Regions from separate parts of the Mus musculus genome. Here region 2 is linked to region 1. A link is a loop called in an ENCODE intact Hi-C map of the cell type or tissue named here. Cell type or tissue: gastrocnemius. All regions are shown on one strand. Links, peaks and the distances in the headings refer to the core of each region. The heading gives the core; the rest is flanking DNA.

Evidence for each region. A loop is a pair of places that touch in the nucleus more often than their neighbours do. Peaks named below come from ENCODE experiments on the same cell type or tissue, not always from the same donor. Only the 100,000 strongest peaks of a DNase experiment are listed, where the experiment ranks them.
Region 2: a loop joins it to region 1, with 6 times the contacts of the local background. A loop is called at or near these places in 5 of 42 quality-filtered maps.

Annotation. Positions count from the first base shown.
Region 1 is chr1:58,558,167-58,573,484 of GRCm38, forward strand. It overlaps Fam126b (family with sequence similarity 126, member B), which reads right to left. Exons shown (of 13, transcript NM_001310598.1): 2 at 7,691-7,788. Among named protein-coding and RNA genes, the nearest start is that of Fam126b, 21 kb to the right of the region's middle. In gastrocnemius, for the core only: CTCF peaks have their summits at 2,438 (motif pointing left) and 4,494 (motif pointing right); a DNase peak (open chromatin) is centred at 4,486.
Region 2 is chr1:58,739,601-58,755,396 of GRCm38, forward strand. It overlaps Cflar (CASP8 and FADD-like apoptosis regulator), which reads left to right. Exons shown (of 10, transcript NM_207653.6): 7 at 663-712; 8 at 1,365-1,446; 9 at 12,739-13,246; 10 at 14,184-15,796. The coding sequence ends at 14,322. Among named protein-coding and RNA genes, the nearest start is that of Cflar, 34 kb to the left of the region's middle. In gastrocnemius, for the core only: a CTCF peak has its summit at 7,514; DNase peaks (open chromatin) are centred at 5,199 and 7,450; H3K27ac peaks cover 3,625 bases.

The DNA of each region.
Region 1 (15,318 bases), core at 636-8,635:
ATATTTTCAATAGTGTCTTACCCTCAGTTAAGAGTACAAATAAAACTTATTAAAAATAAATTCTACTTTTGAATGATATAGCAGAAACCCATTGTCTTCATCCTTGCACATTTTTCCCCACTTCAAGGTGTCCCATAAGGCATCCTCGGATTAAGGTGCCTATGACTCAGTACTGGGGAAGCTGAGGCAAGAGGACTGTGAGGGGAGGTTACTCTGGGGTATGCAGTAAGCACTAAGACAAGCCTGGACTACACAGCAACCCCCTGGATCGTCAACAACAACAACAACGCTGAAAAATGATGTCAAATCTAAAAAAAGCAAGGGTCATATAGGTAGCAAGCTGATTAAGTAGCAAAACCAAACTGAATAATAGTCTGTAAATTGTAATTCCAATTAAAGCTTACTTTTTTAAAAAAAGCCTGGAAAAAAATACATGCTCAATATTTAAATGCTTGCTATTGAGGGTAGTCTTATCTATTTAATTTTGGATTAAAAATAAGATACACTGTATTTCAATCTTCTTTGTCATTCAAAAGGAAAGAATAAGGAAAAAAACCAAGACAAATGAAAATAGAACCTGAAGAAGCAGGATTGTCTATGAAATAACTGAAACACTCTCTTACTAAAAAGATGCCCTTTCTATGTTTGTTGAATTCCGCACTAGATTTTAAAAGTAGTAATGTGTATTACTTGTACAAACAATGGTTCTATTATGACATTTCCATATATGTATATGATGAACCTTGATCCTAGTTCCCCATGCTGCACTCTCTTATTACCACCCCCAACTAAATTTCTAATTTAAAATTCCACAAAAAAAACCTCTAACTTAGAATTCCACAAAACTTCAGGGGCACTATAAAGTAATAATGTAATAAAGAATAAGAAAAGGAGTAAGATATGTCATTATTTTCTAACAAGACCTCTTAATATATACTGAAGGATTTGCCCAAGTAAAATCTAAAATTAAGATAGATGAGGGAAACCAGGTGGTGGAGGCCAACAAACAACTTTAATCCCAGCACTTGGGAGGCAGAGACAGGAGGATCTCTGAGTTTGAGGCTACCATCATCTACAGAGTAAATTACAGAACAGACAGGGCTATACAGAGAAACCCTGTTTCAGAGAAAAACAAAAACAAAAACAAAAAAGAAAAGAAAGACGAGAGAATCACAAATTATGAGATTTTAAATAAATACTAATATAAAAAATTAAGGGTCAAACGTAGTGACAGAGACCTACACATGTTAGCACTCAGGAGGAAAAGGCAGGAGAATCATGAGTTTAAAAAATAAAAATAAATAAATCAAAGGTACTGCTCCTTTTCTTTTCTTTTTAAAATTTAAGACAGGGTCTCACTGTGCATCTCTGCCTAGCAGCCTGGGACTTATGACTTAGACCAGAGTAGACTCAAAATCATAGAGATCCTGGAAAGCAAAATCCAGTACTGCCAGGGCTAAACAGAGAAACCATGGCTCAAAATAAACAGACAAACAAACACCCCAAGACAAACAAATCACAGAAACTTGGCATCTACCTCCCAAGTGCTAGGATTATAAATGGGATTATAAAGGTTTGTCACCAAGTCTAACAAAAGATATGACTCTTTTTCTTTTTTTGAGACAAGATATTTCTGTGTAGAAACCTTGTCTTGGAACTTGGCTGTCTTGGAACTCTGTAGGCCAGGGTAGCCTCAAACTTAGAAATCCTCCTGCCTCTGCCTCCAGAGTATTGGGATTAAATGTGTGCCACCATGCCTGGCTCAAAGTTTGTTTTTATGTTTGATAGTGGCACAAATGATTTTTTAAAAAGTCCTTAGAGACACATACTAAATGCTTGGTGGTGAAATGCTTGGGGTTTACCTTAAAGTAATGGGGGATCCTCTAGTGGTTCAGTCACTAACGGGGTGGTAAAGACATTGGGTATGCTATATCTCATACTGTCAACTTGATTCCTACAGAAGGAACCTCAACTGAAGAATGGCCTGTGGCTGTTATCTGTGGGGCATTTTCTTAACTGCTAATTGATGGAGGAGATTCCAGCCCACTTGTGTGTGTGTGTGTGTATATGTATGTATGTATGTATGTATGTATATATATATAAAATGTAGCTAAATGGAGACTTCAAGCAAGCACTCCTCTTGGGCTTCTGCTTCAAGCTCCTTCCTTGAATTCCTACCTTGTTTCCCTCAGTGGTGGAACTGTAAAGAGTATGATGAAGAAAACCTTTCTTTTCCAAGTTGGTTTTAATCATGGTGTTTATTAATGTAATTCAAAATAAACAAGAGGGCTGGTGAGATGGCTCAGTGGGTAAGAGCACCCGACTGTTCTTCCGAAGGTCCGGAGTTCAAATCCCAGCAACCACATGGTGGCTCACAACCATCCGTAATGAGATCTGGCGCCCTCTTCTGGAGTGTCTGAGGACAGCTACAGTGTACTTACATATAATAAATAAATCTTTAAAAAAAAAAAAAAACAAAATAAACAAGAACAGCCTCACTCAAACAATGTTTCAGTAATGACATATAAAAGAGGGGCAGAGGCCATCCAAGCAGTGACATGGGTCTCAACCTGAACCAGTCATTGCATGACCACTCCCGCAAGTTCTACACCACCATCACCCCAGCACATTTTACAGGTGGGACAGATTTGTGTAGGTTGAAGGTTTTGTGGCTGGTTTGATGCCTCAGTCAGACTGCTGGGAGCCTTGCTTGGTTATGGAAAATAGCCAGTTTGCCTCTATTACCAGGGGACTTTTTTTTTTCTTCAAATTTTTATTAGATATTTTCTTCATTTACATTTCAAATGCTATCCCGAAAGTCCCCTATACCCTCCCCCCCCCCACACACACCTTGCTCCCCTACCCACCCACTTCCACTTCTTGGCCCTGGCATTCCCCTGTACTGGGGCATATAAAGTTTGCAAGGCCAAAGGGCCTCTCTTCCCAATGATGGCCGACTAGGCCGTCTTCTGCTACATATGCAGCTAGAGACACGAGCTCTGGGGGTACTGGTTAGTTCATACTGTTGTTCCACCTATAGGGTTGCAGACCCCTTCAGCTCCTTGGGTACTTTCTCTAGCTCCTCCATTGGGGGCCCTGTGTTCCATCCAATAGATGACTGTGAGCATCCACTTCTGTATTTGCCAGGCACTGGCATAGCCTCATACGAGGCAGCTATATCAGGGTCCTTTCAGCAAAATCTTGCTGGCATATGCAATAGTGTCTGCGTTTGGTGGCTGATTATGGATGGATCCCCGGGTGGGGCAGTCTCTGGATGGTCCATCCTTTCCTCTCAGCTCCAAACTTTGTCTCTGTAACTCCTTCCATGTGTATTTTGTTCCCTATTCTAAGAAGGAATGAAGTATCTATGTGTTGGTCTTCCTTCTTCTTGATTTTCTTGTGTTTTGCAAATTGTATCTTGGATATTCTAAGTTTCTGGACTAATATCCACTTATCAGTGAGTGCATATCAAGTGAGTTCTTTTGTGATTGGGTTACCTCACTCAGGATGATATCCTCCAGATACATCCATTTGACCAGGGGACTTCTTGAGGTCACTCTCATAGAGTCTGGGAGTTCCAACTGCAGTAAGTTTCTACATCTTACCCCCAATGCTAGTATTCTCTCTTAGTACTCTCTTTCTCTGTTCCCCACTCCCCACCCTCTCCCACTCCACCCCAAAAAATCTATTTAATTTCCCCTCCCCAGGGAGATTCATGGGTCCCCTCTTGAGCCCTCCAGAGACAAGACATATCCAAAGATCCAGGATAGAACCAAAAAGGAGGGCAGGGGCTGGGGGCAATGAAATGATTTCTAATGATATTCTGCTATATTCATAAACTGGAGCCAAGCCAAACTGTCATTAGAGAAACATCATCCAGCAAATGATAGGAACAGATACAGAGACCCAGAGTCAAACATTAGGTGGGACCTAGAAAACACAGGAGAGTGAGAAGGGTTGTAGGAACCAGAGGGGTGGAGGACACCCCTGAAAAACATGGCCTCACAGAATCAACTAAGCAGTGCTCGTAGGGGCTCACAGAGACTGAATTGACAAACATGGACCCTGTATGGGCCTGAGCTTGGGCCTCTGCATATTGCTATGGTTGTGTAGCTTGTTTTGTGGACTCCTACAGGAGTAAGGGTTATCTCTGACTCTTGCCTGAGCTTGAGACAACTTTATTCCTCCTGGGTTGCCTTGGCCAGCTGTGATGTGAGGGTTTGTGCCTACTCTCCCGGGGAGGCCTACTTTTTTGTTTTGTTTTGAAGGGAAATGGAGGAGGAGAGGATCTGGAAGAGGGGAGGTGGAGGGATGGACTGGGAGAAATGGAGAGAGGGAAAATTTTGGAGATGTAATATATAAGAGAAGAATAAAAATTGGGGCAGAGGGTAAGAAAGGAGTGAATTAGATACAAATATTTATAAACATGTGTACACATGTCTCTTTGTGAATATGTGCAGTGAGTATAAGTACCTGCAGAGGCCACAAGGGGGCATCAGATTCCCTTGAACTTGAGTTACAGGTGGTTCTGAGCCACATCAGATGTGGGTGTTAGGAATCAGACTCAGGTCCTCTGCAAGAGCAGTATGCACTCTTAACCACCGAGTTATCTCTTCAGCCCCTTGTATTGGAAATAAAATGCAACTGACCTTAAGCTGATAGCCATTTTAGTAATCAGTACACAAACTTAATTATATTATTCTATCTACTTTGTTACAGCTTGAAATGTCTTATAATGAACAACAAAAACTAAATATTTGAATATGAAAATCCCGATATAAGAGATATAAAACAAGGGTCTTACATTTATTCACTTACTTATGTTTGTAGGTAGGCTATGGAGAGTAGAGTGTACATGTATCGACTGCTCTGAGATCTAAGCAAAACTATGAATCCCTACTTCAGAAAAAGGAAACTAGGGCTAGGTTGTGGCTCAGTTGGTAGGATGCCTGCCTAGTTTGTTCCCACCATACAGTGAGAACAGAAATACCAATACAGTCTAATGGGTTAAAGAGAATTTTGGTCTATAAAATATGTGTTTTTGGAAGAGTTTTTTCTCTGTCATCTCAAACTCCTTGTTTATAAAATGAGGACAATAGAAGTATCTATGACAAAAGTTTTTTAGTTTTTGTCTGTTTTGGTTTTTTGAGACAAAGGCTTACTAGGAAGCCCTAGCTGGCTTGAAACTCGAAACTCAGTGTGTAGACCAGGCTGACCTCTAACTCATGGTGATCCTCCTGCCTCTGCTTCTACAGTGCTAGGGTGAAAGGCATATGCTGCATACCTAGCTGACAAGAGAGGTTATTTATTTATTTATTTATTTATTTAAAGAACAAATAACCCGGGGCTGGAGTGATGGCTCAGCAGGTAAGAGCACTGACTGCTCTTCCAAAGGTCGTGAGTTCAAATCCCAGCAACCACATGGTGGCTCACAACCACCCGTAATGAGATCTGATGCCCTCTTCTGGGGTGTATGAAGACAGCTACAGTCTACTTATATATAATAATAAATAAACCTTTAAAAAAAAGAATAAATAACACACAAATTCTTAAAATAGCAATTGGCATATATCCTTCACATTAGCTGTTATTACTAGTAGTAGTTCTAAAATAATAATAATGTAATTATTTAGGTTTTTGAAAATTCAAGACGCATTTTTATTCTAGGGGTAATAATTGTTAATTATTATCTATATTAGAAATATTGTTGAATAAAATGCTAAGGACACAACAATGATGAATAAAAAGAAAATAGATGCTCTCAAATGTTTCAAGGAAATCAAAATTAGATTTAAAAAAAAGCTATAGAATTACCAGTGCAACACATGAGATAATAATAACTGTTCCTGCAAATTCTAAACTTGATTAAAAAAAAATTGCCAGGCATGGTGGCACATTACTTTAACCCCAGCAACTGGGAGGCAGAGACAGATAGATTTCTGAGGTCAAGGCCAGCCTGGTCTACAGAGATAGTTTCAGGTGGGCTACACAGAGAAACCTTGTCTCAAATCCTATCAAACATTCACAACAAACAAACAAACTCCTGGGGAAAGACAATGAAGATATTTCCAAGTATATGTCTAAGACTTAGACTATGGCAGCTGTTATTGTGTGTATAGGGAGCTGAAGGAGAAAAACAGTCTCCAAGCAAACACTCCAAGCAAAGGAGGTACTCTGACTCTTCTAGGTTGTGAAGGGAAGACCAGAGGTTTAGTGTAATTTAAACTGGCATAGCCTATGTGCCAAGAAGCCAAGTACTGGGTAAATTTACCTTCTAACTTCCGTGTGTGTGTGTGTGGGGGGGGAGGGGGGTGGCTTACTTATCCCCCCCTTGCTTCCCAAGACCTACACGCTCTAGACTCCATAAGCATGGTGCCTGTCAGCTATAAGGAGCCATGGCCGGATTTTTGAGAGACATGAGACAGAGAGAGGGGTCTGTGATCTAACAGAATGTACTTTGGGTAGCATTAGTATCCTTACAAGTCTTTACTGATAGCATCACTTCATGAGGCAATCTGTCCTGTATTTCAAATTCATTTCTAGTATTTTCTCTAATGCTGGAGAGCCTAATGTTGGTTATCTCGCTCTCCTAATGTGGACTCATACAGTTATACACTCTTAACTTAGGACACCATCCCAGCCAAATTCATTACTCCTCATGGGGCGGGGGAGATAGTAAAGGAATGCATACATATACAACCATAGTGTCAGAACTCAATTAGGTTGAAAAGTGTGTGACATGTGGTTGTACGTTCTATGATGGTGAATTTATATAATGTCTATTCCTTAGTTGGTATGGGTATAAGGCTGATGGCATTGAGCCCCCTCCCCCTCACCCATTCTGGAGACTTCATAAAACATATGTCAGGATGCTGGATCTGGTCGTCAGACTCCATGTAACAGGAGCACTGCCTTTGCAATTTTCTTGCTCTTTGTCCCTATTTTGAACTTTGATAGTATAAGGCTTTCATTAACATGGCCCTATCAGCCATTTCTGAATTCTAACCAACTGTTTTCCTGGGTAGATTCAACTCAGTGATTCTGCTTACTCCCCATTCTCCTCTTGACCTGTCCTGGCATGTGTTTTCTATGAAAACAGTGGGACTGTCGGGGTGTGCGCAAGACCTTGCGTTAAAGCGAAATAGAATTGGGAAGAAGTATTTATTTGGGCTCTTTTTTCTCTTCTAGTCCCTCTTGCTAAGGATGACCTTGAATTGAACTCCTGATCATCCTGTCTCTACCTCCTAGGTAGTAGGATTACAGGCATAAAACAACACCTGGCTTTGACTTTGCATATTTGTACATTATTAATAAACACTAGAAAGAGCAGTTTATTTGCCATATCTCAAATAATCAGAATCTACATGTGATTATTATAACAGAAAGAGAACACAGTCGTCAGTCACAAAAATTTGCTTTGGCCAACAGTTATCCAGATGTACCCTGATATCACAATCATGCTGAATAAATGAAATAAATCAAAGTAAAATTCAGATAACATATTTCTTAAATGTAATTACTAAAATAATTCAAAACTGAATTCAAAGACAGAAAGAGGTGATCACGTAAGATAAAACTGTTTAATAAATAAAGCTACTTACCAAAGACTACCAAAAATTCTTAACATGTTTAATCATATGGGAAATGTATTCTTCATCTTTTTTTTTTTAAGTTAAGGTCATAATTTTACCTGTCTTAGGATCAGTTTTCTAAAGGAGGAGGTGGCACAGGAATGCGGCAGAGTTCAAGTGTGGAATTCATTTGTTGAGAGTTAAATATTCTCCAATTCTATAAAAAATTAAAAAAACCAAATAGTAAGAAAATATTCTCAAGAACAGATACAAAAAAATTTAAGTGGCAAATTCATAAAACAGTTCTTCATTTGTGTGTGTGTGTGTGCAGTACGTGTGGGTGTGTGCAAGAGCTGATGGTACATGTGTGTGTATGTGTAAGGCTGCACACACCTGCAAACAATCATGTGGAAGATATTGAGCAGCATCCACCTCTATTGCTCCCTGCCTGATCCCCATCACACTGGGGTTACAGACACAGGCAGAAACACCTGGCTTTTTACATTCAACTCAGGTCCTTGACACTTGGTCAGTAAGCACATTTACTTACTCATTGTAGCTCATCTAACATTAAAGAATAATTATAGACCCTAAAACATTCTATAATAACTAGTGTACTTGTGTATCTTCACCACATCTAAGAAAAAAAAATTGGGAGATGAAAGCCTCAATTTTAGCTTCAAGTATCCATTAATTATCTTTAAGACACTAGGTAGATTACATAATTTGCAGGAGATTCAGCTGAAAAAGAATTTATAAAGTTAAATCTTTTCCATATAAAAAACTACTGACTCTAAGCTTTGAAACATATAGTGATGCATTCTTTCTCTCACTAGAGTTTTCTTTAGGCCTCCACAGCCTCACCTACCCACCCATTTCCTACTCCTAAACTAAATAATTAAGTAACTAATGGAAAAGAGATTCTATAAACAGTCATGTTTACTTGTTTATAACAAAGATAATAGTGCAATGCACTTGGAAGAGTTTTAAATAAAAAGATCTTAGAGGTCAGTTGGCTCTCTCTGTGGAAAACAATGTACTGTGATCCTTAACCTTATACTGTTCACAAATGTAAATTCCAGAGACCAGCAAGATGGTTCACTGGGTTAAAGCACTTGCTGCCAAGTCTAATGACTGGAGTTTGATCCTGGAAACTCTCAAGGCATAGGGTAAGAACTGACTCATAAAAGCTGTGCTCAGACCTATACATGCATCTCCTAACTCCCACCTCTAATTAAATGTTTAAAAAGAAGAAAATTCCAATTAGAATGCAGATCTAAATATGTGGGGCATGTACAGCAAAATATTTGTGTAAATAACCAAATTTAAATTCTATCCTCTCCTTCCTCTTTTTTAAGACAGGATCTTACTATGTAAACAAGGTGGCCTTGAACTTATAATTTTCCTTGCCTCAACTTCCCAAGTGCTGAAATTACAGATATGCACAATCAAGCCCAACTTGGGCAAACATTTTTTTAAATAAACAAAAAGCATTGACAATGGCAACTGGACTCTTTTAAATCTGCACACACACACCCCAACAAAGAAAAAGAAAAGAAAAGAAAAGATCAACCCACAAAACCTTCAACTCAACATCTGTCTACCTATAAGAACTAGAGAGATAAAGATGGAGCTAAGACTGAGGGAATGGCTAAACAATAATTGATCCAACTTGAGACCCATCCCATGAGAGAGAGCAACTAATGTTGCTCTGCTATGCTTGCAGACAGAAGCCTAGCAATAACTGTACTCTGAGAGGTTTCATTCAGCAGCAGATAGAAAAGGATGCAGAGACCCACAACCAAACGTTGCTGCTGGAGGGGTCAAGGACACCACAAGAAGACCTATAGAATTAGCTAATCTGGGCCCTTGGTGACTCTCAGAGACTTACCCATGAACCAAGGAGCATGCAGGGGCTGGACCTAGGCCTCCCTCACATTTGTAACAGATGTGCAGCTTGGTCTCCATGTGAGTCCTTTAACAACTGGATTGAGAGCTGTTTCTGTCTCTGTCCCCTGCCACTGGATCACCTTCCCCTACTGGGACTGCCTAGTTGGGCCTCCAGTGAGAGAGGAGGTGTGTAGTCCTGCTAGGAGAAGATGTCCCAGGGTGGGGATGGTACCAAGGCGGGGGCTTCCTCTTCTCTGGGGAAGAAGAAGGGGAAGGGATAATTTCAGGAGGAATTTTTAAGGGTGAAAATGGGGAGGTGGGGGAGGGGGCACTGTGATGAGATGTAATATAAATTAAAAATATTATGAAAAAAGAAGATTATGGTCCAGATTGTTGAGTTCACATTCCTGAGTTGGCAGAATTAATATTATGAAAATGTTTATACTACTAAATTTATAGAATCAATGAAATAGCTATCAAAATGTCTATGTCCTATTTCATAGTTTTAGAGAAAACACAAGAATTCATATGGAACCAAGAACATTACTGACAGTGTTATACAACCCAACCTCAAATCCTACTATAGAGCTACAATGATAAAGAAAACTGGTACTGACATAAGAATAGACAAGTAGACCGAGACTAGAATAGAAGACCTGGAAATAAAACAGCAAAGCTAAATCCAGTTAATTTTTGACAAAGAAGGTAAAATTATACTCTTGAAAAAAAAGAACCTATCCAACAAATGGTGCTGATAAAACTGGATTTATACCTACAGAAGATAAAATTAGATTTGTATAATCCACTTTGTACACAAAATCAATTAAAAATTGGTCAGAGATCTTAATCTAAGACCAGAAACACTGGAACTTTTTAAGAAAACATGGAGATACCCTTCAAGATACTGGGTTAGCTAGGAGTTTTTAAAAGAACACCAACCATACAGGAACTAACCCCAAGTATCAACAGATGGGACTGCTCAACAATAAAAGGTTCCTCCATAGCAGAGAATGCAATCAGCAGAGTTAACAGACAGCCCACACAATGGGGGGAAATCTTGCCCAGCTACACTTCAGCAAGGTGCTGACAGCCAGAACTTACAAAGAATTACAGAAATTTAATACCACAGAATTAAAATTGTCAGTCAACAAATGGGCAAATTAACTGAATAGTTTTTTAAAAGAATACAAATGTCCAACAACTATTTTTAAAAAGCATTCAATATCCTTAGCCAGCAGGGAAATGCAAATTAAACTACACTGAGACAGCCCCTCATCCCAGCTGCCATCAATGAACTTGACAGCACTTACTGCAGTGGAGGTGCAAACTAACACAGCCATTGTGGAAATCAGTTTGCATATTTCTCAAAAAATTAAAAATAGAACTACCACATGATCCAGCTCTCTCATTCCTAGGCATATACCCAGAGAATGCCATAATCTCCCATGGAGATATTGGCACTCCCAAATTTGCTGGTTCATTTACTATAGTAAAGAATTTAAATCAACCTATTTACCCATCAACAAACAAATGAATAAATGGAAAATCTGGAAAAATATATGAGTACAATTCAGCTCTAAAAAAAGATAAAAGTTTTAAAATTTGCAGAAAAATTGACAGGCTTACAATATTTAAAGAAAGTGTGATGGTTTGTATATGCTCGTCCCAGGGAGTGGCACTATTAGAAGGTGTGGCCCTGTTGGAGTAGGTGTGGCGTTGATGGAGTAAGTGTGTCACTGTGGGTGTGGGCTTTAAGACCCCCATCCTAACTTCCTGGGAGTCAGTATTCTGCTAGCAGCCTTCAGATGAAGGTGTAGAACTCTCAGCTTCTCCTGCATGCAGCATGCCTGCCTGGATGCTGCCATGTCCCTGCCTTAATGATGATGGACTGAGCCTCTGAACCTGTAAGTTAGCCCCAATTAAATGTTGTCCTTATAAGAGTTGCCTTGGTCATGTTGTCTGTTCACAGCAGAAAAACCCTAATGAAGACAGCAAGGTCACACAATCTCCAGAAAAAAACAAAACAAAACAAAACAAAACCAAAAACCAAAAAGCAAACACTCTAGAGAAATGCAGAGGATCCACTGCTAATGGCCACAACAAAACTAGCTAGTATTTAGGGTATGTTAGGAAACTACCAGAATCCAGAAAAAGAACTCTATAAATTATTAGGGTTCATAACTCACAAAATGCCTTTAAAAGTGCTCCTTTCCGCCAATCAGATTACAGATTGGTTAAAGACTACAGACTCCATCCTAAGTATGGAGTAGTAGTAGGAAGGAGAGAGCAGTAAAAAGAGAGGAGAGGAAAGGAGAGTTTTACTAAGACAGTGATGCAGAGACAGGTAGTAGAGCGAGAACAAGCTTGACACAGGCAAAGACAGAATAGGCCAGAGAATGAGAAGATGCCAGAAGATCAGAACAGATTGCCGAAATTAGTATGAGACAAGCAGAGCAACTGAGGGAAAAAAAAAAAATGAGAGAAACCAGATTGAATCCATCAGCATGGAGAGGAGTTCTTAGCCAGAACTGGCCAGCCAGAGTTCAGAAAAAGCTAAAAAGGATGAGTTTATCTAGCAGTAAGTTTCACAGGCTGAAACCATTCTAGGCCTAGATAAGATTGTACAGGGGCTAGAAGCTTCCAGGGTTAGGCCTAGCTTAGCAGACTGAGACAGTAAGCTTCCAAGATGACAACTAGAGCAGGAGAATAAAAGTTATTTTTACAATGATTTACTACCTATTTTGTCCCATTAGAATATAAGCACAAGCTACATGTGGGAAGAAGTATTTACTCACTATTATATCCACAATGTCTACAGAGAGTAATAGTCATTTCGTATACAAGCAAGGAAAGAAAAGATTATGTAAATGGTACTGAGGCAAGAAATAGGGCAGAATAAGGTCCAGTAAAACCTCAGTCAAAGGCTGAGATTAGTACATCAAAGACACCAGTCAAGAGAGGAAGATGGAAAGCTCCCTAACCAAGACTGCCAGATAACAGATAAAGAGCTAAACAAGCCTATTATCATGCAAATGCAAGAAAAAGTGGGTGCTCTGCAAACAGCTAAGGAAGGGTCACAGTCCTCTCACTACTGAGCTTCTAATCTAACGTTAGCCCGATGTCTGCATTACTATCAATCTACACACCCCGTCTTATTCCTTGTTCTAGAATACATGAACATGGAAATCATAGATGGTGGTGGTGAGAACAGAGCAATGCTTCAAAGACCTGGCCTCTATAAAAGCAATGAAGTGTTAGAAACATTGTCAGACTAAAGTTTTTCACAATTGTGGAAATTGGCCCAAAGCAAACTTTGAAGTATATATTCTAAAAAGTAGCTGTGGAGATGTCTAGGGCGCTTGCCATGCAAGTCTGAGGGCTACAGTTCACAGTCAGAATCTGCAATCTCAAATAGAGTAAATAGAAGTGTGTTTATAATCTTAACATTCCTAAAGGGAGATGGGTGTTGGAGACAAGAAAGTTCCAGCTTGAATAGAAACTATCAACAGCAAGAGACCCTGCTTCAAATAAGGGAGAAGGTTAAGGACCAATAGTCTCACAAATCATACAAGTTATATACATATATACCATATCCATATCACCCACACATGGGGGTGTGAATCTTAGTCAAAACCAGAGAGTTCGGTAGAATTTATATGTACCCCATCTGCCTTTACCACAATAGCTCTGAAATCAAAACAGCCATAATTACAGTGAAAACCACAGGGGGCAGCCACTGAAGGACACAAGGGGTTAAAGTGTCTTTAAGGCTTCATTCCCAGAAAATGTAATCATATGACCTATTGGCAAGTTTCTGGAAGATCCCACCTACAAAGCTATCATTGCCTAGTACTGAGCTGGAGCCAATGTCAAAAGCCATCTTCTAGAGGCAGTTGTTGAAAATGGGAACTTTTTTTTCCCCTTAGAAACATCATGGCTCCTTAAGTACTGGGAAAACAAATGGAACAAATGTTTCGACAAACAAAAAGATTAAAAAGAAAATCTAGAGACCAAGCTGTGTTTAGAAGATTGAGGCAGGAGAATCAAGAGTTCAAGGTCATTCTCAGCGATGAGAGACCCTAACTCAATGAAACAGAGAAGAATCCTAGAGATGAGATGGTCACAGGCATTCCCAAGAATCTAGAAGGTACTATCCAATTCTGAAGGACCTATATAAACATGCCAAGTATACTGTATATTTAAGTAATATAGACACAGAATTAATCGAAGTGTAAAAAATAAATGCCAAGAAAATATGCTGAAATTTAGAATAAATATTTGAACATTAAACAAACATTTAAAGAAGCTGGTATTCAAAGAATGGAATCAAAAAAGGTAATCTCTCGATTTTAATAGCATTTTAACCTCTATAAAAATGCCCATTCTTATTTAGTTAACAGACACAATTCAAAACAAGCTTTTAAGGTCAAAATATGTAAGCTAAATTGATATTATCCCTTTTGTGTTTTTCTCTCCATTTTTATTGCAGTATATAAAAATTTAGTCCCTTATCTAAGGGTACAGTTGGGTGATGTTAACATTGTATTCATAAGGTTGTATAATCATCACCATCTATCCTCATAGTCTTTTCATTTTGTGAAACTTAAATTCTATAACCACTAAACAATATTCCCATGTTGTCTCTGGCCTCACTCATTCCCTAGTAGCCACCATTCTACTGTATGTCTACTTGGTTTTTGAGCACTCTAAGTACCACATACAAGAAGAACCAGTATTCTGTGTGACCAGTTAATGTCTCAGTATAAAAGCTTCAAAATTAATACCTGTTATAGAATACTGCAAAATGTCCTTCCTTGTTAAGGCTAGATAATATTCCAGTGCATGTATAGAACATTTTACATCTTGCTAATCAATTCATCTGTTAATGGGTACTTGAATTGCTTCCAAGTTTTAGGTATTGTGAATGATGTCACTATGAACATGGGTATACAAATATTTTAAGACCCCGCCCTTAATTACTTTGGTATTATACACAATGCAATCTCTAAACGAGAAGGCAGAAAACTTTAATGCAGCATGGGGTGCTGGGAATTGAACCTAGTCCTCTGGAAGAGCAGTCAGTGCTCCTAACCCTGAGCTATCCCTCTAGCCTCTAAGGCTTTATATATGCTCAGCCTAAATTTTCTCCTTACAGATTTGTACATTAGCCTGATGGTGGTGGTGGCCTTTAATCCCAGCACTCTGGAGGCAGAGGCAGATGGATATTTGTGAGTTTGAGGCCAGCCTAGTATACATAGTTAGTTCTAGGGCAGCCAGGGCTATACAGAGAAACCCTGTTTCAAATAGCCAAGGGAAAAAATTGTGTATCATCATAGGGTTTATTTTTATATTTAGTATTTTATGTTTGTTTATATATATTTATATATTTAGTTTAGTATCTTATAACATGTGCTATACTGGTGTCTTAATTAGGGTTACTATTGTTATAGTGAAACACTATGACCAAAGGTTGGGGAGGAAAGGGTTTGTTTGGCTTATGCTTTACATATCACTGTTCATCACTAAAAGAAGGCAAGTTAGGAACTCAAACAAGGTAGGAACCTAGAGGCAGGAGCTGATGCAGAAGCCAAGGATGGTGCTGTTTACTGGCTTGCTCCCCATGGCTTACTCAGCCTACTTATAACCCCAGGACTACTTGTTTAGGGGTGGCCCCACCCATAATGGGGCAGGCCATCCTACATCAATCATTAATTTTTAAAAAATGCCCTACAGGTTTACCTACAGTCCAATCCCCCCCCCCCCCACACACACACACACACAGGGTTTCTCTCTGTAGCCTTGGTTGTCCTGGAACTCACTCTGTAGACCAGGCTGGCCTCGAACTCAGAAATTTGCC
Region 2 (15,796 bases), core at 2,907-10,906, 180 kb after region 1:
TCTTGGCCCAGAGACGGAATGAGCTAATGAGATGACAGCTCTTCAGCACTGAGGTGTGAGCCAGCCCTTTTGTGGCTTCGGAACCCAGTGCTTCTCCCACTTGTGCGGGCTAAAGTGAGTCATTGTTGTGGGGCAGAATTTGCTGTGGGCTCCAGCACTTGCCAGGCTTGCTGAGCTATGTCTTGCTGCTGACATTTTATTTTATCGGCTCCCAGCATCACTGAACTATGAAAACATGGGCCATCTGTTCGGTACAGAGCACACACACATGAGCCTCTCTCCTGCACACTCCAACGCTCTTTCCTTTAGGTGTCATCCAGAGTTTTGGCCCATGTAGGAAAACCATAGAGAAGTGACATTTTTGAATTCTCCTTATCAGGTTAAAAACTCACCAGCCACCTGGTGGTCCCCTGGAAGAGGGCTACGACTGTCACCTGCATGTCATGGTTTTTCTACATAGTCCTGGAATAACAGGGCTCTTGAGTTTCCCTTTGGGTCAGGCTCTTCTGTGTGAGGTTGGAACTTTGGACTGAGTCTAGCTGGAGAAAGAATAGGAAGCTAAAGAAACGGGCAAACAAAACGTCATGATAAAAAGAACTCAGCCAGCCTGGGTGTGGGCTTAGTTCTACTTTGTAAATGACTCTCTCTCTCCCATCCCTCAGGAACACTGGTGAAGACATCCATCCAGGAATCAGGAGCTTTTTTACCTCCGGTAAAGAATAAATTCTCTGATTTGGTATTGCATGCAAGGGTATATACTAGTACACTGACGTCTTACAAAGCAAACAAAAACTGTTCTTTAAAATTCTTTGTGACAACTTGGTGCCTGTGCATAATTCTCCTGAGAACTCAGTGAACAGGAACCTTGAATATAACAAAGAAAAATTATGTTCAAGGGGAAGGCTTGAATGAGCTTTGGGATGCAGGGAAGTTCTGAGTGGCGGCTGAACTGTGTCAAGCCCTGGCTTTTGCCCGGGTGGAGCCTCTGCAGAGGAAGCAGTGGAAAGCCTCCATTTGTGCTGGCTTAGAAAGTTGATTCTTGGTGCTACTTCAGGCTTCTACAAGGGCATGTGACCCATCTTCTCTCTTTCAAATTATCTTTATTCTGCAAAGCTAAGACACATGTAAAATAAATTATACTTCTCATTCAAATTAAGTAAGAGTTGGAATAGCTATTTGTCTTAAACTCATTACTGTGACAGAGGAAAAAATTGACATTACTGGGAACTGTCAGCCGTGATGACTTTAGGCTGTGTCTATTGAGTGATTCACCTGCCAAAGGGAATGTTTAAAACAAACGAGAAGAAGAATGGATAAGTCTCAGAGAAGTATCCAGCATCTCTAATCCCTGCCTTTCTTTCTAGCACATCCGTGAAGAGACTTACAGGATGCAGAGCAAGCCCCTAGGAATCTGCTTGATCATTGATTGTATTGGCAACGACACAAGTAAGTGTAGAACCCCGGGATCCACTCCCTACAGCATGATCATGACCAAGCAAGGTGGATCTGTCAACATGGCAGATACCAACTGCAGTAACAAAGTACACTCTACTATGGTGCTTGCTTTTCAACCATGTCATTGTCTAGTGTGGATCGGGCTAAGGGAGCTTGTTATGTCATAGGGTCAGCCAGGGGTCCTGTCGTCCTTTGATGCCTTGGAGTCTGTAGAGTCCTCTGTATTTGACTGACTGACAGATGAGGGAGTAGAGACTGTGTAGCGGATCTCATCACAGATTTTAGAGAAAGGCCTGAGAAGGATGCACCTCATCTCTACCCACTTCCTATTGGTCATTACTTACATGGCTTGGGCTAACGACAACAGACATAGATAAATCAGTTGAGTTATGGGTTAGGAGGAACACGAGATGAACTTCGGGAGCACAACACTAGCTTTAAGTTGTGGAAGTTGGTGTGTCTTTGTGTGTCTTATCTGTGCATCCTGGATAATGTGGCTAAGGGTGGTCCTGGTCTGCAAGGGACATTTATAATGCAAGGCATTCTGGTTTCTAATATTGTCAGATGTTTCACTTCACCTGGATAGACCATGAAAGCCTTCCTTGGGGCTATTAAAAACATGGTGTCTGTGTTAACGTAGGGGTGTGGCTAGTGTTTGAACCACATGTGACTAAGATCTCCTCTCTGTTTGATCTACCTGTGAGCCTTCATTGTTTGGACCCGGTTGTTTGGCTCAGGTGTTGGATGTCTGGTGCAGACTGAACGAGGCAAGCCTAGATGCCTGGGATACGGCTGCATTTAATCACCTCTCCCTTCCTTCAGATGAGTGATCACTGTAGTTCACGACTTTCATGTCTCTCAACACTCCTTAGCATCAGTCAGAGAGATGCCTCACTTCAAATATTACCAAAGGGAGGTCTGTACAAAGACAATCTAAGAGAAGGGCGGATTAGCAAATATGAAATTGGATTTCCCAAGATTTCAGCTACAATCCCACTTTCTCATGTCCTATTTTGGTACATGAGAAATGTGTCTCTTCGCTATAGAGAAGAGTCCTTTCCATTTGTGATGGTTTGAATGAGAACGACCCCCATCGGCTCATATATTTATGTTCAGTCCTCTGTTGAAAAACCATTTGTGAAGGATTAGTAGGTGAAGCCTTGCTGGAGTACGTGTGACCTCGTTGGAGGAGGTGTGTAATTGAGGGGCAGGGCTTTGAGATTTCAAAAGCCCACACCAGGCCCAGTCTGCTGCCTGTGGATCAGGATATAAAGCTCTCAGCTATTGCTCCAGCACCATGCCTGTCTGCTTCCTGCCATGATGATAATGGACTAACCCTCTGAAACTGTAAGCAAACCTCCAATTAAATTCTTCTTTTATAAGAGTAGCCTTGGTCATGGCATCTCTTTACAGCAATAGTAACCCTAACCCTTAAGATGCCATTTTAGCTATTAGCATCAGTAGACAAATGAGGAAATAGCTCCTCACTGAGTCACTGACTGTTCTAAAGGACATTGTGGGATTGTTCTTTTACTTTTGATTGTAGTTGGCCTTGCTTCCTTCATCATCAGGAAATGTCTGAAGTACAGAGCTTTCTGTGTTGTACCCGTGTTTATGAGACTCATAAAGATCAAGTCACAACCTGCCATGAGTCATCAAGCCTCAGCTATTCATGACTAACACCCAGGGCCTGTGTTGGACGTCTGTTCCTGAGTTATGGGCAGCTGTATGTCTATGTGTGCATAGCTGTACTTCTCCCACTGTAGGAGAGCAGCAGAGTTGGGCCCTGGCAGTGATTGCCCGGATTTTAATCATGGCTTTGCTGTCTATCTTAGCTTGTGATGTGCGGGCTCAGTGTCTCTGCTAAAACGTGACTTCCTAACAGAACTTCCTTTATGTGATGGTTGGGAGAGTGAGATTATACTCATAAAGGACACAGGACAGTGTCTGGAATGAAATGTAAGCTAATGTCAGTGTAGTCCTTTCGAGGTTAACATCCTGGAGATGGAGTGTGTGACTAGAGGGGACCTGGCCCTACAGAGAAGGGCACGTCAGCTGCTCCTTCTCTCTGAGAGTCAGGGGTCTCTTGACTCATGCGCCTTTGAGAATAAAACAAGCTGCTGGCTTAGAGTCACTTATGGACTCTCCCAGCTCAGGTGGCTAATCTGCAGATAAGAGACGAGACGGTATGGGTTTGTTCAAATCGCTTTGTTTTGCTTTGGCGGCTGAGAGGTCCCAGTCCCTCTGTGAAGACAGACAGACAGACAGACAGACAGACAGACAGACAGAGAGAACACTTGCAAGTTTTTTAGAGGAAGTATTTTCTCCTCTGCTGCCGCTTCTGATATCTTTGTTATCTTTAACTGACTAAGACACACATTTGGTAGCAGACTTTGCAGTTTCCACTGTAGTGTCATGTGAAGAGACTTCCTCTTCTTACACTGACAGGCTAGGGGTTGCTCCATGCCTCCTTATGTGTTTTTTTTTTTTTTCTCCTTCTAACGGAACAAGTGGAACCTTGAATACACATTATTTTCTTGTAGTCACATTTATATAATAAGAACATTTGTGCACGGGGAAGTAGGGCGCTCATTAGGATTGGTCTCTGCTCATGAAGAAAAGGGGCAAGTGACACCCACAATAGTAGAGGGAAGTTGTGTTCAGAGGAATGGTAGACAAACCATTCGGGCCCCTCCTGGTTCTCATGTGATCAGTGCCCTGAGAATGGCTTCTTCCTGGGAACAGGAGTGTGGGATGAGGTACTCTTTGTTTTCTGGACATGTCTATCCTCTGGACTCAAGCAGCTATTTGCTTAAAAGCTTAATATTATTTTTAAAAATAATTTATTTTCATTTTATGTGCATTGGTGTTTTGCCTGTGTGCTTGTGTATGTGAGGGAGTCAGCTCGTGGTAGTTGTGAGCTGACATGTGATTGCTGGGATTTGAACCTGGGTCCTCTGGAAGAGCAGTCAGTGCCCTCTACTGCTGAGCCATCTCTCCAGCCCCAAAGCTTAACATTATTAATGAAATTTCTCTTTAAGGCCCTCACTTCACCAGGCCTAAACCTAGGGTGTATTTAAGAAGTGTGGGTCTATGGGCCCTTGTTGGAGGCCCTTGTATTTTAGAGTTTAAAAAGGTAGTGTGCTACATGTACATGTTCAGGGTAGCCCCTTTGACAGGTATGTTAATACTTAGGTTGCAAACCAAATGGATATTTACATGATATGGGATAGGAGTCTTCCTCTCCTGAGAGTCTTTCCAAGAAAATGACTTGGCAGAAACGACCCTAAGGTTGTTGAATGTTTGAGGTCCTAGCGCTCTGGGTGAGGGGTCATGGGTCTGAGTCCTGGCTGTCTTGGGCATACCAGAAAACTGTTTTGGGTTATATAGCATTGGTATTATTTTCTCCTGATACAATATCATCTGGAAAGAATTACCAGTAATCAACTTTGCATAATAAAGATTTATTATTATTATCATCATTATTATTATTATTGAGACAGGGTTTCTCTATGTAGCTCTGGCTATCCGGAAATGAACTTACTCTGTAGAACAGGCTAGCCTTGAATTCAGAGAGATCTGTTTGCCTCTGCCTCCTGAGTGCTGGGATTTAAGGCGTGCACCACCACTGCCCAGCAATATAGATTCTTAAAAGATGGTTTGTAGCTTTCTTCGAGTGTGTGCTTGAAGCAGTGAGGCCTTAGCTGGCCTAGGTGACCAAATGCAGAGTTGGATATGTGCCAGATGGCCCTGCTCCCACCCAGCTGTTGCCCCAGCTATGCCTTTCCTCACCAACATCTGCCCTGTCAGCGGCTTGTGTGAGGGACTTTCCTCTCCTTTGCCCTGGTTTTTCAGACTCTGGCTTAAGTTACAACTTCTCCCGCAACGCTCCAGTGTCCGAGATCACACTGCCCTTTGTTTCGGTGAGTGATTATTTGTCCTGTGACCCCACTAAATGATGAGACATCCAGTCACACATGTGTACACATGTGTTACCTTCATCTGCAGCGAGCTGTGTGCTTGGTCCGTGTCTCTTGTCATAGATTCTAGTAAGACAATAAGGGAAGCTTAGTAAAACTCAAGTTTGGGGGCTACAGTAGTTTGTTCCTCCCAGGTACAGAGTGTATGCATCTAGCCTCCCATAGAAAAGCCACAAACACCAGGTGGCTGCTTTCTGTCATGTGTCAGACTTCCCTGTTGGCTCAAATGGCATGGCAATTTTCATTTTCTTCCCTATTCTTCTCTTCCTGGTAGCTGCTGAGTTTTATAGCTTCCTCACCCTGTTTTGTTTGTTTGTTTGTTTGTTTGTTTCTTTTTTTAAATAAAAATTGAATTGTCCTCAAGCCTAAAAATGGAAAGGAAGGAAAGAAAGAAGGAGAAAGAAAGAAAGAAAGAAAGAAAGAAAGGGAGGAAGGAAAGAAGGAAGGAAGGAAGGAAGGAAGGAAGGAAGGAAGGAAGGAAGGAAGGAAGAACTTATTTTAGGATTAGATTGCTCAATGGGTAAAGGTGCATGCTTACAAATGTGTAGACCTGAGTTCAAATCTCTTGATCCCAAATAAAGGGCAGCATGTGTTGCCTGTAGTTCCAGCCCTCCTATGAAGAGATGAGAGAGCCTCTGGAAGTGCATGAGCCAGCCTAGTCTGACAGACACAGGACAGAACAGCAAAGAGATCTTCTCACACAGATGGCAGGAGGGAGCCCAAGGCTGACCTGTAACCTCTGTATGAGCACACACTCCGAAATCCACGTTGGCCTTGTCCTCCTTCCCTTCCCCACCTAGGATATCCTGCCCACTTTGGGTTTCACCTATTCACCGTATCTTGACTTATGAAGGGCACCCAGTAACTGATTGTAAATAGGCTGGCCAGACATTGCCTCTTATTTATTCCATGTATTTATTTAGAAGGTGCTAAGATAAATCTGCTTATATAACTCAAAATGAATTCTAAATGCGTAAATGAATGAATTCTAGATGAGCAAGGCCCAGGCATTTTCCTGAGCCTGTGATTGGCTCCTGGCAGCCTTGTGCCAACTGCAGAGCATCCGTGGTTTCTAAGAAGCAGTTGTAGCTGCCAAGCTGCAGCTGGGCTGGGCATGGGTTGTCCAGGGTGGGAGAAGGAGACGCGGTGCTTCTGTATTTTGTTAACGTTTTATTTTATAAAACCGACACCCAACTGTTTCTTCCTGTATTTGTAAGCACTGGTATGGTAGCTAAGCCATACATGGAGCACAGAGTCTGTCCACCCTAAGATCGTTTTAATTTAGAATAAGGAGACTTGCATCCAAGTCATAAGCAGTTAGGAAGAAGATGCCTGGCAGGGTCTCTGATTTACGGGTTGATATGCCGCCTTCATCTCCTTTAGAATTAATCATTTATGTTTGAATAAATGCAGTTTGGAAGTATCTTTACAGAAACCCCGCTGGGTTCTGCCGTTTTGGTTTAGGTGTTAGAATTATGCCCATTTCACAGATGAACAAATGGAGGCTCTCACTTACTCAAAGTTACACGTTCCCCCTCCCCATTCCTTACAGTGTATAAATCAGACAGTGCTACATGCTTGTCTTTGCTGGCTCACGGAGGAAAGGAATGTTGATGTACTGCTCCAGCTGGCATCTGTGCCTACCTGGTCTTGCCATCCAATAGAGGAAATGTCAGCGGTGATGGCCCACAACAGGCTGCTGACTGACTTGCCTTGCCATATCGGAGGATTGCTCTGTTTTGTCCCAAGCCCCATACAGATTTCGGATTTTTCTTGGTGGTGGTTGTGGCATGTGGGACCTTTGCCTTTCCCCTCTTGCTTTTGGGAAACATTTTCTGCGTTAGATTTTGCGTGCTTATCCTACACTTAGCCCCTCTGAGGCGGAAGCTGAGCCACTGAACCCGAGGAAAAGGAAGGTAGAGCAGCCTTTGCTCTACCCGAGCGCATCAGCCTGGGCAAGAGGGCTGGCTGGGCTTTCCACCAAGGCTTTACCAGTGAAGAGAGTTTTGAAGCTGGCCAGCCAGTGCATTGGAACCTGCATTTCCTTGGTTACTTCTGCTCCCTAGCGGAGAGAATACGCCATAGCAAGAGAAAGGAGCTAGCAGTGGGGCTGCGATCCTGTTAACCTGCTAGTCTTGTGGTGCTAACTAATTATCTGCAGTAGACCAGTTAAAAACACAATAACAGTGAAAAGCAGAAAACAGAGATTTAGTTCGTATGGCCACACTGGGAAGAGGAAAAAGAGGTTCGGTAACCCGTAATCCATGAGTTAGGTTTAAGTAGAAGGCAGGAGGTTTGCATAATGAAGCTGACCTAGGAAAGGTCGGGTCCAGCTCATCACCGTTGCCTGTGTTCGAGGCTCTCCTGCAAATCTGTCCGACCAGTCACCAAGCTTCAGCTCTTTCCTCCTCCCTGCATGAGATTCCGGGGGTAATTATAATATCTCGGGTCCGTTGTTTCAACTGTCTGGCACAGGCAGGGGCACATGCGTTTCTTTAGGCTGTCTCTATTCCTGCCGAGTGGTTAAAGTCCTAAGGTAGCTTCTCTCGCTTTCCTGTCTTGGACCTAACCTGGGTATAGTTCTGCACTTTAAACCTTGCTCGCACCCCAGGGCGACGGCTAGGGTGGGTCAGTGTGGTCGATCATTTCTACCACCCAGATCGTAGAAGGAGAAAGAGGAATCTAACAGGTAATCAGCAAACCTGTAAAACCGTGCCCTGCCCCCATTTCCTTAATAAGAGGCTTGCTAGTTGTGAGCTTAATGGTGTCTGCACTTTTCTATCTTTTTTTCAACATTAGAGAATATAACTAATTTCCAGGAGAGGGTGGGTCAGCAGAGGATAAGAGTATGTATAACTACAGTCGTGAGTAGAGATGATTGGGTCATTCTTACTGACAAGAGAGAGCATTATCTATCTAATAATGCATATAAATCACTCGACAACTAAGTGGCTGAAGCAAACTATTCACTTGATTATCGCTTACGGTTTTTGTGGGTCGGGACTTTGGGGATTCTTCTGGCTTAGAGTCTGTGGTGAGGCACTCAGCTGGGGCTAACTGAAGGCTTGACTGGGGTTGGAGGAGCCATTTGTTGCCTGCCTGGAAAGCTAAGGATCTTGCCAAGAGGCTCCAGTTGTCCCACATGTGGCCCTCTCCAAGACACTGCCCCCTGAGCTCTCATGTAAGACATTTTAAAACCACCTTGTCTTGGTACAGTGTAGGGCATGGAAAGTTCTAGTATATACTATGTATACACAGGCACCACTCATAGGCTGAGCAAATTCAATTTCAAACACTCAAGCCAGTTCTTTCCTGCCTCCTAGATCACTGCTCATGCAAAGCCGTCTTCCTTCTCATCTTTATTTTGTCCTTCTGTTCTCACCTGGCACCTAGAATACAAACTGAGGTTCTCCTCTCTCGCATTTATCGTTTATTTGTGGTTGGCCAAGCTGGGTGGGCAAGAAGGCTGAAGCTGTGAGTCTGGCTTGTTTGTGACTATCTGCACTTCATATGAATCCTACTTGGACAGTGCGCTGAGAACTGGTACTCAATAGTCATGTGACCTTCAGTCGTTTTCTCCCCTTGATCCCTTTCTGGGCAGTCTTATATCAGACGCTTGCTCTCAGTAGAAGCTAGACTGCTGTAGTTACTGTGTGGTTCGGTTTGGAGCAAACTTAGGATAGACTTCTGGAAAGTCCACACCACTGGAGAAGGGTTGGCGTTGGAGACAGGACGCAAGAACAAGTCCAGAGAGGTAGATGAACAGTCTGAATGGGAGGCACTTGCTGGGTCTCTGGGTTCAGGACAGAGCAGCTTTCCTGCCCAGCAAATTTTGAGGTAGAGGCATTTGTCAGATAAAGAACAGAAAAGCAGTGGGTGATGTAGAAGTTTTGAATGGGAAAGAGAAAGAAATGTCTATATTTTATTATCAAAGGTATGAATTGGTTTAAGAGGCTGTGTTTATTCTCCTAGTAAAGGCAAACTGGACAGATGAGAAAAAAGTGGACTTGATTGGACCTAGAGCCACAGAAACTTCTAGAATATGTGGAAAATCTTTTAGGCAATGGAATAAGACTGAACATTACTTATATTGTCTTTATTTCTATTGTTTAATCCTCACAGCACTCTTTCTGGTTGGTGGCTGTTAACACTTCCTCGAAAGCTAGGGAGTCTCACCTTTCTTACGGCCCTGCAGTCCAAGGGCAGGATTAGAAAGCAGGATTGTCAGGCTTACTACCGTGTACTTCCTTTCACAGCAAAGGCAGCCCAGGATGCCTAGACTAAGAGTGAAACTGGGCAATCTAGAAATAGTCCCGACTTAGATCTAAGGGCCTCTGTATAAGTCCACAGCAAGGGGAGGGGGAATTCATAACCCAGACTGCCATTTAAACGCACACCTGGATTTACACCCTGCAAACACTTCTCATTCCTCTGTACCTTGAGGAAAGAACCTTTTGAAGAACAAACCTTCTACTACAGTTTTCTTACACGCGTTCTCACGACCGGCCAGGAAGAACACAACAAACCAGAATCTTCTGCGGCAAAACTTTATTGCTTACATCTTCAGGAGCAAGAGTGCAAGCCCCAAGCCCAAAAAACGAAAGCGAAACCCCGTCCCTATTTAGGAGAGTTATCCTTCGCCTAGGACGTATCACTCCCTGATTGGCTGCAGCCCATGGCCGAGTTGTTGCCACGGAGAAGGCAGAGTACATGGGGTGGAGAAATACCCTTGGCACATGCGCAGATTATTTGTTTACCACTTAGAACACAGCTGTCAGCGCCATCTTGTGACGGCGAATGTGGGGGCGGCTTCCCACAGTTCCCCCTTTTCTATTAATAAGAGCAATAGGCCACCCATATTAATGAGAGTGGAGATAGAGGTCAAATCCCCAGTGTGCAGGTAAAGGAGCCGTACACATAACCTCCTTCCAGGCTCATCACCTAGAGGGGTCCTGGTCTGGTCCCGTGTTGTTTTTCCTGGAGGAAGGACACTTGAACACTCAACCTTCTTGAAAAATGACATGTCTCCCTAGAATAGGCTCATATATGCCGCAGAGCCCTTCTACTGCAGTGCTCTCTCTCGGGCTGCTGAAGCACACTCACTCTATCCCGTGCAATGAGACTAGCCTTGTGGGGTGCAAGAGCTGAATGGCCAGCGACCTATTGCTTAAGCATAGATAACCATAAATCAGGGGAAGCACCATGTTCTAGAGCTGCAAGTGCCTGGGCAATAGCCACCTTGTCTCTCCTAGTTTGGGCCTTAAGCTTACAGACCAACCAAAGAAGCAACACTAATCCACAGCAAAGTGTATCTCTAAATAATATCAATCCCACCCATTCTTTAAAGAAGGAAAATGCTGAGGAGATCCAATTGGGTAATCCTTTGGTCAGGGACAGGTCTAAGCGCGTGGAGTTGACCTGAAGTCTCAATTCCCGAAGGATCTGTTCAAATTCAGCCGTCCAATTCTGTAACATATACTGAAAAAGACTTTTTGACAAATTAGCTGCCCTAGTAAATTTCTCATACTGAATGGAAGTAATGGACAATCCCGGAAACTTTTGTTCACATCCCAGCTGAGTTATTTGCCATAATACATCTAGTTGTACCTGGACAAGATCTATGAGTTGATTAACCAGCATGAGACCACCCTGTATCATGACATTAGCTGAGGCCTGTTTATCTATGACTGTAGTCACTGAGGCTGACAAAGTGTTAATGGTGTCAGTCGTCTGGACCTGTCCAGACAGAGCCAAGGCTGTCTGAATCAAGGCCAAACCCAGTTCCTAGTTAGTGGTAAAAAAGCAGGGGAATACTTGAGCATTATACATTACCGGCATTGGGAGTGGAAATGTCGACATTATCCCCCAACGCTGCTCTCTCTTTATTATTGACGCCCTGGACATCACCAAGACGAGGGACATCAGTATTCCCTTGGTCAGTCTGGATTTTTCGGGTGAGTCTTTTTGGTATCCAAAATGGGTTGTCTTCATTCTGTGGGAAAGCACAAATAGCTCCCCTGGATCTTATCAAAATAGGATCCGGGCCATACCATTTATTATCAAGGACATTTTTCCATTTAACCATCTCATTGGGCCTATCTGGCTCTGAACAATGACGTTTAGCCGTAGTATGGCCATGAGCATCAATATTTAAAAAATTGAGTGTAAAGAGTGCCATAGACACAGACACTCTTGGTACTCGGGGTAGAGCCTCCTCGATTCCCCTCTTCTGTTTTATTAGATAGGCTTTGAGGGTGCGATGCGCACGCTCAACAATACCCTGTCCTTGAGGGTTGTATGGAAGTCCAGTCAGGTGGGTCACGTCCATCTGACGGCAGAACTGCTGGAATTTTTGAGATGTATAAGCTGGTCCATTATCAGTCTTAAGGAGTTTGGGTTTCCCCCAAGCACTCCATGCCTCAAGACAATGTTGAATCACATGTGAGGCTTTTTCACCTGTTAAAGGTGTGGCAAACATTACACCAGAGCAGGTGTCAATAGAAACATGTAAATATTGATTTCTCCCAAAGGAGGAAATATGCGTGACATCCATTTGTCAGACCTGTAATGGCCTGACGCCACGAGGGTTTACCCCTACATGAGGAGTAGATAAAATTTGACAACAATCTAAAGGCATTATTAAGTAATCAGAATCATTTTCAGTAGAACCGATCCCTCTGGCGGCTCGAGGAATACCAGAGGAAGGAAAAACAGCCATGTAGGCTTGGCAAAATTATTAGTTGAGCTATTCTGTCCCCTTGTGATATAGAAAAGACAACTTGAGGACAAGAACAGAGAACCTGAAGTTCCCCTTTATAATCTTGATCTATAACTCCAGGGTGGACAATAAGACCTTGTAGGCTGCAAGAGCCTGCCTCTGTCATTCTGGCCACAAAATCTGAGAAGGACTCCTGAGGTCCCTGGACGATCTTTGTTAGTTGTCCAGTGGCTTCACCTGCTCGGGTGTCACAGCTGTCAGCGCCATCTTGTGACGGCGAATGTGGGGGCGGCTTCCCACACAGTTTGGTTGACAACAGTTTTCTTCTTTCTTGGTTTAGTGGCATTGGGTGGGTTCAGTCTTGGCTGTGGGCAGAGAAAGTGGTGTTGCAGGGAACGTGTCTTCATGAGAAACTCGGGGCACAAAAGTTGCACATTTCATGTTTAGCTGCTTCTACTTTCAGAGGTCTCAGAGTATCCTTACGTAGAAACACATGCGCAATGGCGACCAGGCCAGATTAGGCGTCATGCCCAATGTCTCTTGGTTCTTCTCACTTCTGTGTTGTTTTCTGTTATTTTTCTGCAGAATATCTTCAAGAGACCTTCACTTCCCTGGGCTATCATATCCAGCTTTTCTTGTTTCCCAAGTCACATGACATAACCCAGATTGTTCGCCGATATGCAAGTATGGCCCAACATCAAGACTATGACAGCTTTGCATGTGTTCTGGTGAGCCTAGGAGGCTCCCAAAGCATGATGGGCAGAGATCAAGTTCACTCAGGGTTCTCCTTGGATCATGTCAAGAACATGTTCACGGGGGACACGTGCCCTTCTCTCAGAGGGAAGCCAAAGCTCTTTTTTATTCAGAACTATGAGTCGTTAGGTAGCCAGTTGGAAGATAGCAGCCTGGAGGTAGATGGGCCATCAATAAAAAATGTGGACTCTAAGCCCCTGCAACCCAGACACTGCACAACTCACCCAGAAGCTGATATCTTTTGGAGCCTGTGCACAGCAGACGTATCTCACTTGGAGAAGCCCTCCAGCTCATCCTCTGTGTATCTGCAGAAGCTCTCCCAGCAGCTGAAGCAAGGCAGGTGAGTCACTGGGCTCTGTGCCCTCTACCTTTATCCTTTACTACATGTTTATCCAAGATGGATATCACCACCATGCTTGGTCCGATGGACTTCGACAGGACAGAGACTTTCCCTTCCCAGTTCAAATTGCTTTGGGGGGCAGGGGTGGGAATGAATAAAGACTCAGCACAGCTTATGACTACTTTACATTAGTCAGCTTATATTTTGAATATATTTATTTTATTCTCCTAACATAAATTGAGCTTTATATAGGTGCGTATTATAGAAAAAGCACAGCGTATGCACTGTAGGGTTCAGTGTTGGCCTGGTTTCAGACATGGTCCCACTGATGGTCTTGGTTTTCAGAGGTAATGGGATGACTGCAAACATTTTGGATATTTATTAGAAGGAGGAAACCATCACTGCCCTAGCTTCTAGTAAATGGAATGAAGCTACAATGTTCAAGTATAGGACTAACTGGCCCTTTCAAATTTGCTCCCTAATTACAAAGGATAACAATGTTGCTTAGCTGTCAGTCAAATGCTGAATTCCAAGGACTCGGGTGCTGTCTTAGCTTTCTCAGTCTCCTCAGTGGTGGCTCAGCAGGGCTTGGGGGGGGTGTGCTTGGAGGGGTGCAACATTTCAGAGTCGGTGCTCCAGGGACAGGGGTAGCATTGGCCTTTATAGTCTTTCTCTCTTTGCATGGGGTTATCAGGTGGCTTGTCCCCTAGCTGGTGTGTTCTCAGAGTAAAATTCCACTGTCTTTGTGGAAGGAGACTCTGGCCTCTGGGCCAGAGTACTGCCAATTGTTTGGATTATTTGCTAAGCAATGCACAGAGCATTTAAAAGGATGAGTTTCAAAGGACTTTCATACCTGTTAGCTGACTCTCCCCTAATGACAATCTGTCTTCTCTTTGGTGTTTGCACATCTTTAAACTTTGCCTTTCTCTTCCTCTAGGAGACGCCCACTCGTGGACCTCCACGTTGAACTCATGGACAAAGTGTATGCGTGGAACAGTGGTGTTTCGTCTAAGGAGAAATACAGCCTCAGCCTGCAGCACACTCTGAGGAAGAAACTCATCCTGGCTCCTACGTGAGAACCCCAGACCGTTGGTGTTCTTGGTATATCATCCAGGGTGGCGGCTTGGAGCAGAGCTTGGCGGTTACGGCTGCTTCTGGCTGCTTCTGGCTCTGCCGTGAGTCCTGGCCTAGGGTTCTCCTGTGCACAGGCATGAGCCGTAACCCTGTGCCTGGGAAACGTCTCACTCCCGCCGCCGTGCCTTTACCTCTCTAAACTTCCCTACTTACATTCCTTAGTCGGATGTTTTGCCAGAGTGTGGAGAACAGTAAGACATAAACCTATTGTTTGTTTGTTTTTTTGGGGGGGAGGTTATCTACCAAGTTATACCAAGTTATTGTATGGGTGTATAGTGTATAGTGGTTCAAGATTTGACACTGAATGTAACTTGAGACTTACCTGAGTTTGTCATGCGACTGGGTAAATTGTTTCTATGGCACATCTAATCATTTAATAAGTAATTACCTCATTAAGTACCCATTGCTTCAGGACTTTCACATTGGCCACCAATTTCTGTGACCCAGCTCCACATTTATATTCTCTTTCTGCAAAACCAAATTTCATTATGTCTGTTTAATATCTACAGTCTAATGCTTTGTAAGACATCTAGATAGAAAAATAGTTACCCATGAGCACAGGAGGGCTGGCCTGACCCTCACCAGCTGTGCAGTGGCTTCGGTGAAGGAGAATGAGCCCTACTCCTTGAAGGTTGTAGTGCTTGGGAGAGCAGTCTGTACCTTGCCTGGGCAGCACAGTAGAGCCAGCCCCAAGAACACAACAGTGAGTGGGGGAGCTTGCCCTGGTTGGCTCAGGATCAGGAACAGGAGGGATGACCAACTTGGGGCTTTGAGGTGGCCCACCCCAGCATCCATATCATCTGTGAACTGCCAGAGCCTGTGAAGGGGCGGGTCCTGTAGAACTAAGGCTGCAGGATCTCCATGACACAGGGCAACAACAGGGTATCTGAGAAGGGTCCCCGTGAGGGTCCAGTATTTATAGTGCACCAGAAGCCAGAGGCCTCGGATCAGACAATGACCCATTGCACTGAGTAAAGATGTAAGTGAATGAGTGAAGATGTGTGGGCACACGGAAATACTGAGGGACACACACAAGCTTTTATGGAGATGTTTGTTTGTTTGTTTGTTTGTTTTTTGTTTCTTTGGCAGGAACAGATTGCAAGGGCAGAGAGTAGATAAGGAAGCTGGAGACATGAGTGGGGTTGGGTGCATGATATAGAATTCACAAAGAATCAAAAAAAAAAACTTAAAAAAATGGTTGCCTAGTGAGATTACTTATTTATAATTTATATAGCTAGCTTTTTTTGTAACAAGAGCAAATAGAATTTATTTATTTATTAAATACATTTGAAGCAAGGTTGTAACGTACGTAGCAAAACTCCTGCCATACCAGTACTAGCGTGGGGGAGGCCAAAGGATCACATGTTCTGAACCAGTCTAGGTATGTAGTAGCTGTGTAATGAGATTGTGTGTTTG